2 separate regions of the Homo sapiens genome follow, and region 1 is linked to region 2. A link is a contact called in ENCODE Hi-C or POLR2A ChIA-PET data. All regions are on one chromosome and are shown on one strand. The core of a region is the stretch at or near the end of the contact, and the rest is flanking DNA. Distances in the headings are between cores, read along the strand shown. Region 1 overlaps JMJD1C (jumonji domain containing 1C). Region 2 overlaps JMJD1C (jumonji domain containing 1C).

Region 1 (4,505 bases), core at 795-3,294, 52 kb after region 2:
GGTGCAATCTCGGTTCACTGCAACCTCCACCTCCCGGGTTCAAGAGATTCTCCTGCCTCAGCCTCCTGAGTACCTGGGATTACAGGTGCCCACCACCAAGCCCGGCTAATTTTTGTATTTTTAGTAGAGACGGGGTTTCGCCATGTTGGTCAGGCTGGTCTCAAACTCCTGACCTCTTGATCCGCCTGCGTCCGCCTCCCAATGGGATTACAGGCATGAGCCTCCGAGCCCAGCCTTATAAATATTTTTTCAACAGGTTAAAATAATGGGCTCTATTTCCAAGATCATTAAACAATATACAAATATTTTTCCAACAATAAACCATTAATTATCTAGCGGAAATAGCATACCATTAAAAACTGTTAAATTGAGTCCCTTTACTGATAATGACTTTATGTAGGTTCAAACTCTGGTCTCTCAATCTCCTCATCTATAAAGCAGAGTTACTAATATTTCCCTCTTTTTCTATCTTAATAAATGTTTTAATAAGATTTTTTCTTATGTACAAAAATTAGCTTTCTTAAAATATCTAATTCTGATTTATGACATTTGAGTGCTGAATGATGTGAACTACCTGGTTAATTAAAACCCACAAAAAGTATCCCAATGCACTGCCTGATTTATGACAGGCATTGTTGTTGAATTCCTCCCCCTCGTCTACATATAGTACTTTGTAAGTTACAGGGATTTCTGTTACATCATCATTCCCATTTTAAAGAGGATTATTAAAGGTTAAATGAGCAAATCTTGAAACAAAGCCAAATAGGTTTTTTATATATATATTTACTGACTTGAATAATTTTGTAAAGGTGCTAAATGTTAGACAGAAGTCAACAAGGCTGACTTACAGATAAGAGAAATTAAGGGTCTGGAATTAAAAACTAGCTATGAATATCCACTATCTTTCACAGAATTTAAAAGGTCTTCAGCTGTGCCTTGAGCTCGTGTGAGATTAAAAATCCACTTAATGGGCCGGGTGCGATGGCTCACACTTATAATCCCAGCACTTTGGGAGGCCGAGGTGGGTGGATCACGAGGTCAGGAGTTCGAGACCATCCTGGCCAACATGGTGAAACCCCATCTCTACTAAAAATACAAAACCTAGCTGGGTGTGGTGGTGGGCGCCTGTAATCCCAGCTACCAGGGAGGCTGAGGCAGGAGAATCGCTTGAACCCAGGAGGCAGAGGTTGCAGTGAGCCGAGATTGCACCACTGCACTCCAGCCTAGAGACAGAGCGAGACTCTGTCTCGAAAAAAAAAGAAAAAAATCCACTTAATGGCACAGTCTTCACATTTCACACTTTAAAGACAGTAACTATAAGTAGTTACCTATATATAGTTCTTATCTTGAATAACTAATACCTATTAATTTTTCAAAAACAAGTCACCTAAGCTAATTGAAGAGACAGGACCCTCTATGAACCTCTCCTCCTATGTAAACTGTATCCTATTTGAGCTACTAGTTATAACCTCCAGCAAACGACAAATGGAAAAAAATCAGTTCACTAAGCATCTGCTTTATTAGAAATGTATACAGAACACAGAAAAAGTTCAAAAAACATCTTAAATGAGGTTTGGGGGTACATCAGTCACTTGTGTGTTGTTCCTCCTCTTGCAAAGATAGACATGAACTCTAATTGAACATTAGTGAGACACCTTAATGTACTGATACACAAAAATAGCTACCATAAGGCCAGGCGCGGTGGCTCACACCTATAATCCCAGCACTTTGGGAGGCCGAGGCAGGTGGATCACCTGAGATTAGGGGTTCGACCTGGCCAACATGGTGAAACCCCGTCTCTACTAAAAATACAAAAATTAGCCAGGTGTAGTGACACACGCTTGTGAATCCCAGCTACTGGGGAGGCTGAGGCTGGAGAATCACTTGAACCCGGGAGGTAGAGGATGCAGTGAGCTGAGATGGCGCCATTGCACTCCAGCCCGGGCAGCAAGAGCGAGACTGCATCTCCAAAAAAAAAAAAAAAGCTAACCTAAAGGTGCATTTACTATGGCAGACACTATGCTGGGTACTTTCCATACAGTATCAATTGTAACAACTTTGTGAGCTGATATACACAGTATGTTCAGAGAGGTTCATGGTTACAAGCAGGAAGTGACAGAGCTGTTATCTGAACTTAGTTCTGTGACTTCCAGGGCTCAGGTTCTTCTCCCCCACCCCCCCCTTCCCTCCACATACACTCTCTCTCATTAGCACAATCAAAAGAAATGAAAGTTTACTATTATTGCCTTTTAAAATTTGACACATTTCTTTATATGTAAGGGGTAAAAGGCAACATTATCTTATAAACTGAGGCTGACTCAAAAGCAAAGAACAACGGGTGGAAGATACCTTTCTATAAACTTCTAACACTGGTTATGTGACATTCCACATATAGAAATAGTCAAATACTCATCAAAGAGAGGAGACTTAGGGTGGCAAACTCATGCAATCTTATAATCAGAAAGTGTAAAAGAGAAGAAACCTCACTTTGGTGATGTACCTTAGTCATGATCTACAAATACCCAAATGCTGTTTTTTTCTAGGTTAACACTGTGCTGAATGACTGCTTGGATGATCAAAATAAAGGTATTTTTTCACGTGTACAGGAGGGGATAATGGGGCCGGGTGCGGTGGCTCACACCTATAATCCCAGCACTTCAGGAGGCCAAGGTGGGAGGATCCCTTGAGTCCAGGAGTTCGAGACCAGCCTGAGCAACATGGCGAGATGCCATTGCTACAAAAAATTTAAATATCAGCCAGGCATGGTGGGGTGCGCACCTGTAGTCCCAACTACTCGGGAGGCTGAGATGGGAGGATCACTTGAGCCCAGGAATTCAAGGCAGCAATAAGCTATAATCGTGCCACTGTACTTCAGCCTGGGCGACAAAGCACAACCCTGTTTCAAAAAAAAAAAAAAAAAAAAAGAGAGAGAGAAGGACATGATGGAGTAAAAGGCTGAAATCAGGCCGGGTGTGGTGGCTCATGCCTGTAATCCCAGCACTTTGGGAAGCCGAGGTGGGTGGATCACCTGAGGTCATGAGTTCAAGACCAGCCTGACCAACATGGTGAAACCAAACCTCATCTCTACTAAAAAATACAAAAAAAATGTATTTAGGTGTAGTGGTGCGCATCTATAATCCCAGCTACTCGGGAGGCTGAGGCAGGAGAATCCCTTGAACCTGGGAGGCAGAAGTTGCAGTGAGCCTAGATTGTGCCACTGCACTCCAGTCTGGGTGGCAGAGTGAGACTCTCAAAGAAAAGGTTAAAATCAGGCTGGAATGTGTATTTTGACAGTAAGACTACTGTACTAACATAATTTTAGGTGATTATGTACTTTCTACTTAATTCGAAAGAAAAAAATAACCATCTAGGTAATATAAAACATAAGCTCAGAACACTAAAATATTCAGATATGCCTAGTTAGGTTTAATGACACCAGTATTATGAAAATGTTAAAAATATACACAACTCATTTCCTAAGATAATAAGGTAGAGTGCTCCTTGCCAGTTCAAGAAATATATTATTTATGTCACACATAGTCTCATTTGACTGCTGACAAAAAACCAACAAAGGGTGGTTAGTTTCTAAGTGACAGAGAAGACTGGCTTAATAACGTAACAGATTTGCTCAAAAGTCTCAACTGATGTCTAGAGTAGCACTTTCATTTTAGGATAAAAGAAATATCACAAAACTGCAGCAGTTTCTCCTCCTTTGGACAATTTCTGATAGATAATGACTGAATGCTCACTTTCAAATTGATACTGATATGTGTGGCTTATTAATGGAATGATTTTCCCCTCTGCTATAAAACCCTTGACCTTTGTGGTAACATCCAGTGTGCTTTCTTAAATTCCATTCCATGACATAAATTTCTCCATAAAAACCATCTTTGATAGTATAAGAGTTACCATAAAAGCAATTATTTTGTATCCTGAACATCAGATTAGGTGATTGAACATGTTTTGCCATACCAGTTTCGCCAGTCATAAATTCATGGTTTAGCAAAACTACAAATAGTTGCTTGTTCTTAGATCCCTGAGATTGCTGGCAACAGTTTTAAAACGTGAATGTTAAGTCCACAAGAGTGACATTAATTTTTACCACACCACATCTTTTTAACTTATACAAGAATCCATTTTGCTAATAAGGATTTGCTGGGACAAGAAATATATAAAGTTTGAAAGTTGCTACAGGGGTGCTCAAAAAGCAAAGCTGTCTATACCACCTGCAGTTAACTAAATGAAGGTACCGCTGAAGGCTTCCATGTATTTTCATGAATTATAATAAGGGCTAGCAAACATTTTTTGTAAATGGCCAGAAAGTTAATATATTAGGCTTTATGGGCCATACCAGTTGTCACAACTACTCAACCCTGCTGTTACAGCAGAAAAGTAGCTAAAAAAATACCATAAAAATACATAAATGAATGAGCATGGCTATGTTCCAATAAATGTTTCTATATTAGCATTCTATGAAATTTGAATTTCATAGAATGTTTAGGTGT
Region 2 (4,053 bases), core at 277-2,776:
GAAACATACTTGGTGTGTGTGAAAGAAGCAAAGAGGGCAGGATGGCTAGAGAGGAACTAGGAGAGCCATACGAGATGAAGGCAGTGAGACAGAGGGGGAAGTGTGGATATGTAAACCAACCTAACTTTTTAACAAGGTCACTTTGAGCCTACTAAAAGACCACTGTTCCCAAAAAAGTAGCAGCAGGGACACAAGTGTAAGCATGGAATCTCTTTGGGGTAACAATGATTGCATCTGGAAAAAAGGAACTGGGGGAAAAATGTGAGATACTGAATTTTCACCGTGAACTTTTTATACTTTTGAATTTTTCTGTTTATGTATTACATTTTCAAAAGAAAAACATTAAAAAGTAGTATTTTCAACAAATAGTACTGGAACAGCCAAATGCCCATATGCAAAAAATTGAACCTCGCTCCATACTATGCACTACATACAAAGATGAACTACATTGCATACCCAAATGTAGGACCTCAAACTATAATGGTTCTAGAAGAAAATGAGGAGAAAATCTGAGTGATCTTGGGCTAGGCAACAATTTTGTAGATACTATGAAAATACCATCCATAAAAGAGAAACTGATCAACTGGACCTCATCAAAATGGAAAAAACCAGCCAGGTGGGTTGGCTCATGCCTACAATCCCAACACTTTGGGAGGCCAAGGCAGGAAGATTGCCTGAGCTTAGGAGTTCGAGACCAGCCTGAGCAACACAGCAAGACCCCATCTCCACAAAAAATTAAAAAATCAGCTGGGCATGGTGGTGTCCATCTACAGTACTAGCTACTCAGGAGGGTGTGGTGGGGGGATCACTTGAACCCAGGAGTTTGAGATTACAGTGAGCTATGACTGTGCCACTGCACTCTAACCTGGGCAACAGAGCAAGATACTGTCTTTTAAAAAATGGAAAAATGAAAAAAAAATGCTCTTTGAAAAGAGAAGCTACAGGAAAGGAAAATGTATTTGTAAAACACATTATCAGATAAAAGACATTATCAGAAATTGGCAAAAAACACTCAAAACTCAGTAAGAAAAAAAGCAGCTAAATAGACAGAATATTTGAACACATATTTAACCAAAGTAGATATACAGATGGCAAATGAAGATATAAAAAGATGCCCAATGTTTAGTCATTAAGAAAGTACAAAGTAAAACCACCATGAGACACCACTGTACACTTACTAGAATGGTCTAAAAACAAAACTGACAGTAACAAGCACTAGTGAGGAAGCAGAGGAAATGAAACTCACATAACCCTGCACTGGGAAATGAAAATGGAACAACCAATTTAGAGAATAGTCTGGCAGTTTCTTAAATTTAATCATACATTATAGTATCACCAGGCAATCCCACCATTCAGTATTTACTTAACAGAAATAAAAATCTTTGTTCACATAAAACCATGTATATGAATGTTTATGATAGCTTTATCTATTATTGCCCCAAAGTGGAAAAAACCAAAATGTACTTCAGCTGGTGAATGTACGGATTTAAAAAATGAAAAAAATATTCATACAACTACCCAGCAATAAAAAAAGAATCAACTGATAAATACAACAATAGGAATGAATCTCAAATACATTAAGAAAAGCCAGACTTAAAGGGTACATACTGTGTGAGTCCAAATTTACAGCATACTCATAAAAGAGGAACTATAGGGACAAAAAAGCAGATTAGTTGCAGGAACTTTGGGTGGGAAGAGGCTGACTATAAAAGTGCAAGAGGATGCCGAGCATGGTGGCTCATGCCTGTAATCCCAGCACTTTGGGAGGCCAAGGCAGACAGATTACCTGAAGTCAGGAGTTCGAGACCAGCCTGACCAACGTGGAAAAACCCCATCTCTACTAAAAATACAAAATTAGACAGGCGTGGTGGTGCATGCCTGTAATCCGCAGCTACTCGGGAGGCTGAGGCAGGAGAATCGCTTGAACCCGGAAGGCAGAGGTTGCAGTGAGCCAAGATCGCGCCACTGAGCTCTAGCCTGGGCAACAAGAGCAAGACTCTGTCTCAAAAAAACAAAAAACAAAAAACAAAAAAAAAAACTGCAAGAGGGAATTTTTTCGGAGTGATGGAATTGTTCTACATTTTGATTATGTTGTTACCTAACTATGCATTTGTTGAAACTCACAGAATTATACATTAAATAAGGTAAATTTCACTATATGCAAATTATATCTCAATTTACAAAAATGACTACACTACCTAGGTTAACTTTATAAAAACTGACATTGGATAAATTCAATATGTGAATAAAGATCTTCAAGGGAATCTACTTTGTATTATCAAAGGATTATTCCTATGTACAAAAAGATTTATAATACTAGTCTCTTAAATAGGCTCTTCTTTTGAGAGCATTTACATTTGAATACAGATTAGCTATTTTCTGCTAAGAGTCTAGAAGTCAAAGAAATGGTGTATAGGGTGAATCCCAGATTAAACATGAAACATAAATAATATGACATCTCTGAAATAATCATAAGTCCATGGGAAAATATAACCACTTAATGTAAATACATTTTTTCCAGGAAATTATCATAGAGAAAAAGGTATTTATTATTATGACATTTGTATTTTACTACTGTATCATAAATGCCATTTGAGATCTAATAATGATAAATCTGACCCTGAATCTGACACATCCTAAAAGCTAAGCAATTATTATCACCTAAGTAGTATTTGTATGGAAGAGTGCCATAAATGCTAAAACAGTCAATGACTATACTTATATAAAATGTGAGAAAGTTTCCTTGGTAAACTAATATACATCAGCTACATCTCAATTACTTAGCAGTGGAAAAGGTGGAGAACCAACTGTTGAGGCAAAGCAGCTTTTGAGTTTTTTCTGGTTTCCCTGGTACACCTTGTTAATTTTAAGGGTTAACCTGGGCTGTAGTAGCCCCATTCCACCTATAGGAATCCACTGTGTACTTTTAATCCCACCCTCCATAACCACTGCATCTATTCTATGCCATTTTTCCCGGTGCTGGAAAAATTAGGTATTTTAAACTAGGTATTTATTTTAGTTTTTATGTTTTGTGGATCAACAGTTATATAAATTACATACCATCTTTCTTTAGACAGGCCCCTGATATGCTAGCATGCTGAAGAAAGGTAGGAGGTATGCTTAAAGCCTGATAAAAAGTCTGTATACTGTGTCCCCCCATGCTTTTAAGCCTCACTATTCAGAGGTATACATGTCACCAGGAGGGCTTAAAAATCAGATTTCGATCTATTAAATCGGAGACAGTATACAAATAGAAATCTGGCTCATGTTAAAACAATTTAAAATCTTAAGGAAATTATGTGAGATTTCTGCAAGCACTGAGATGTCATTCTAATAAAGGCAGACTGGTGCAGGTAATTCTCTTATTTGCATCTTCTTCCATTTATATCTATACTAAGAGCAATTTTTTTTTCAAAACTAGTTCTTTCAGTCAGTAAAAAATATGTTAGAAATAAGTTTGTATATACCTGATGAAGTGCTCCCGCTGGCAAAACAATAGCATCACCAAGGAACTGAATAAGAGTACAGGTTCTGACTCCATATTCTTCAAGCAGCCTTTGACGGAGCTTTTTGTTCACATACCAACTTTGGTCACGTATTGGATCATGTTCTGGTAGAACTTCAAGGCCTTGTTCTTTTGAAATCTGAAATATGAATTAAAATAGACACTCCAATTTAAGTAAGGAAATGGTAAATCCTGTTCAGTTAAATTTCAATTTTATTTGTAATAACAAATCTTTTCTTCTCAGAATCAATGGAACAACTGAATGAGCTTCTTCAGTTAAAAAATAACATTCTGCAATAATTTGGAAAGCCAAAGAATATTAAAACAATACAGCAATGCTGAAATGCTCTTAACAGTTTACTACTTCCTTCTCACCACCTCCTTCCACTATGAAGTTTCCATCTATCTGGTTTCCTTCCTTATAACTGTTTCAAAAGTATAGCACATGGATGAGGAACAGGGTATTTTTTTTTTTTTTTTTTTTTTACCAAAAGCCAAACCATTCATATGTATGGATTTCATAAACATTTATTGATCCTTTTTTGAGG

What was found. A loop is a pair of places that touch in the nucleus more often than their neighbours do. ChIA-PET counts read pairs that join two places held with the same protein, here RNA polymerase II (POLR2A). Pooled maps may share reads with other maps.
Region 1: a pooled map shows a loop between it and region 2 (5-fold over the local background). The contact joins two enhancer-like sites. A Hi-C loop is called at or near these places in 1 of 168 maps with a recorded cell type or tissue (heart left ventricle), 1 of 37 single-sample maps with no recorded cell type and 13 of 50 pooled maps. POLR2A ChIA-PET finds 5 or more read pairs at or near these places in 5 of 52 experiments (BJ, CD4-positive, alpha-beta T cell, activated CD8-positive, alpha-beta memory T cell and 2 more).

The regions. Positions count from the first base shown.
Region 1 is chr10:63,223,812-63,228,316 of GRCh38, forward strand. The region is part of intron 3 of JMJD1C (jumonji domain containing 1C); the gene reads right to left. Among named protein-coding and RNA genes, the nearest start is that of NRBF2, 93 kb to the left of the region's middle. Within about 2 kb of position 2,045, at least 3 of the 41 ENCODE cell types and tissues checked have a DNase peak (open chromatin) inside an H3K27ac peak, as active enhancers do.
Region 2 is chr10:63,172,830-63,176,882 of GRCh38, forward strand. It overlaps JMJD1C (jumonji domain containing 1C), which reads right to left. Exons shown (of 26, transcript NM_032776.3): 24 at 3,468-3,644. Among named protein-coding and RNA genes, the nearest start is that of NRBF2, 42 kb to the left of the region's middle. Within about 2 kb of position 1,527, at least 2 of the 41 ENCODE cell types and tissues checked have a DNase peak (open chromatin) inside an H3K27ac peak, as active enhancers do.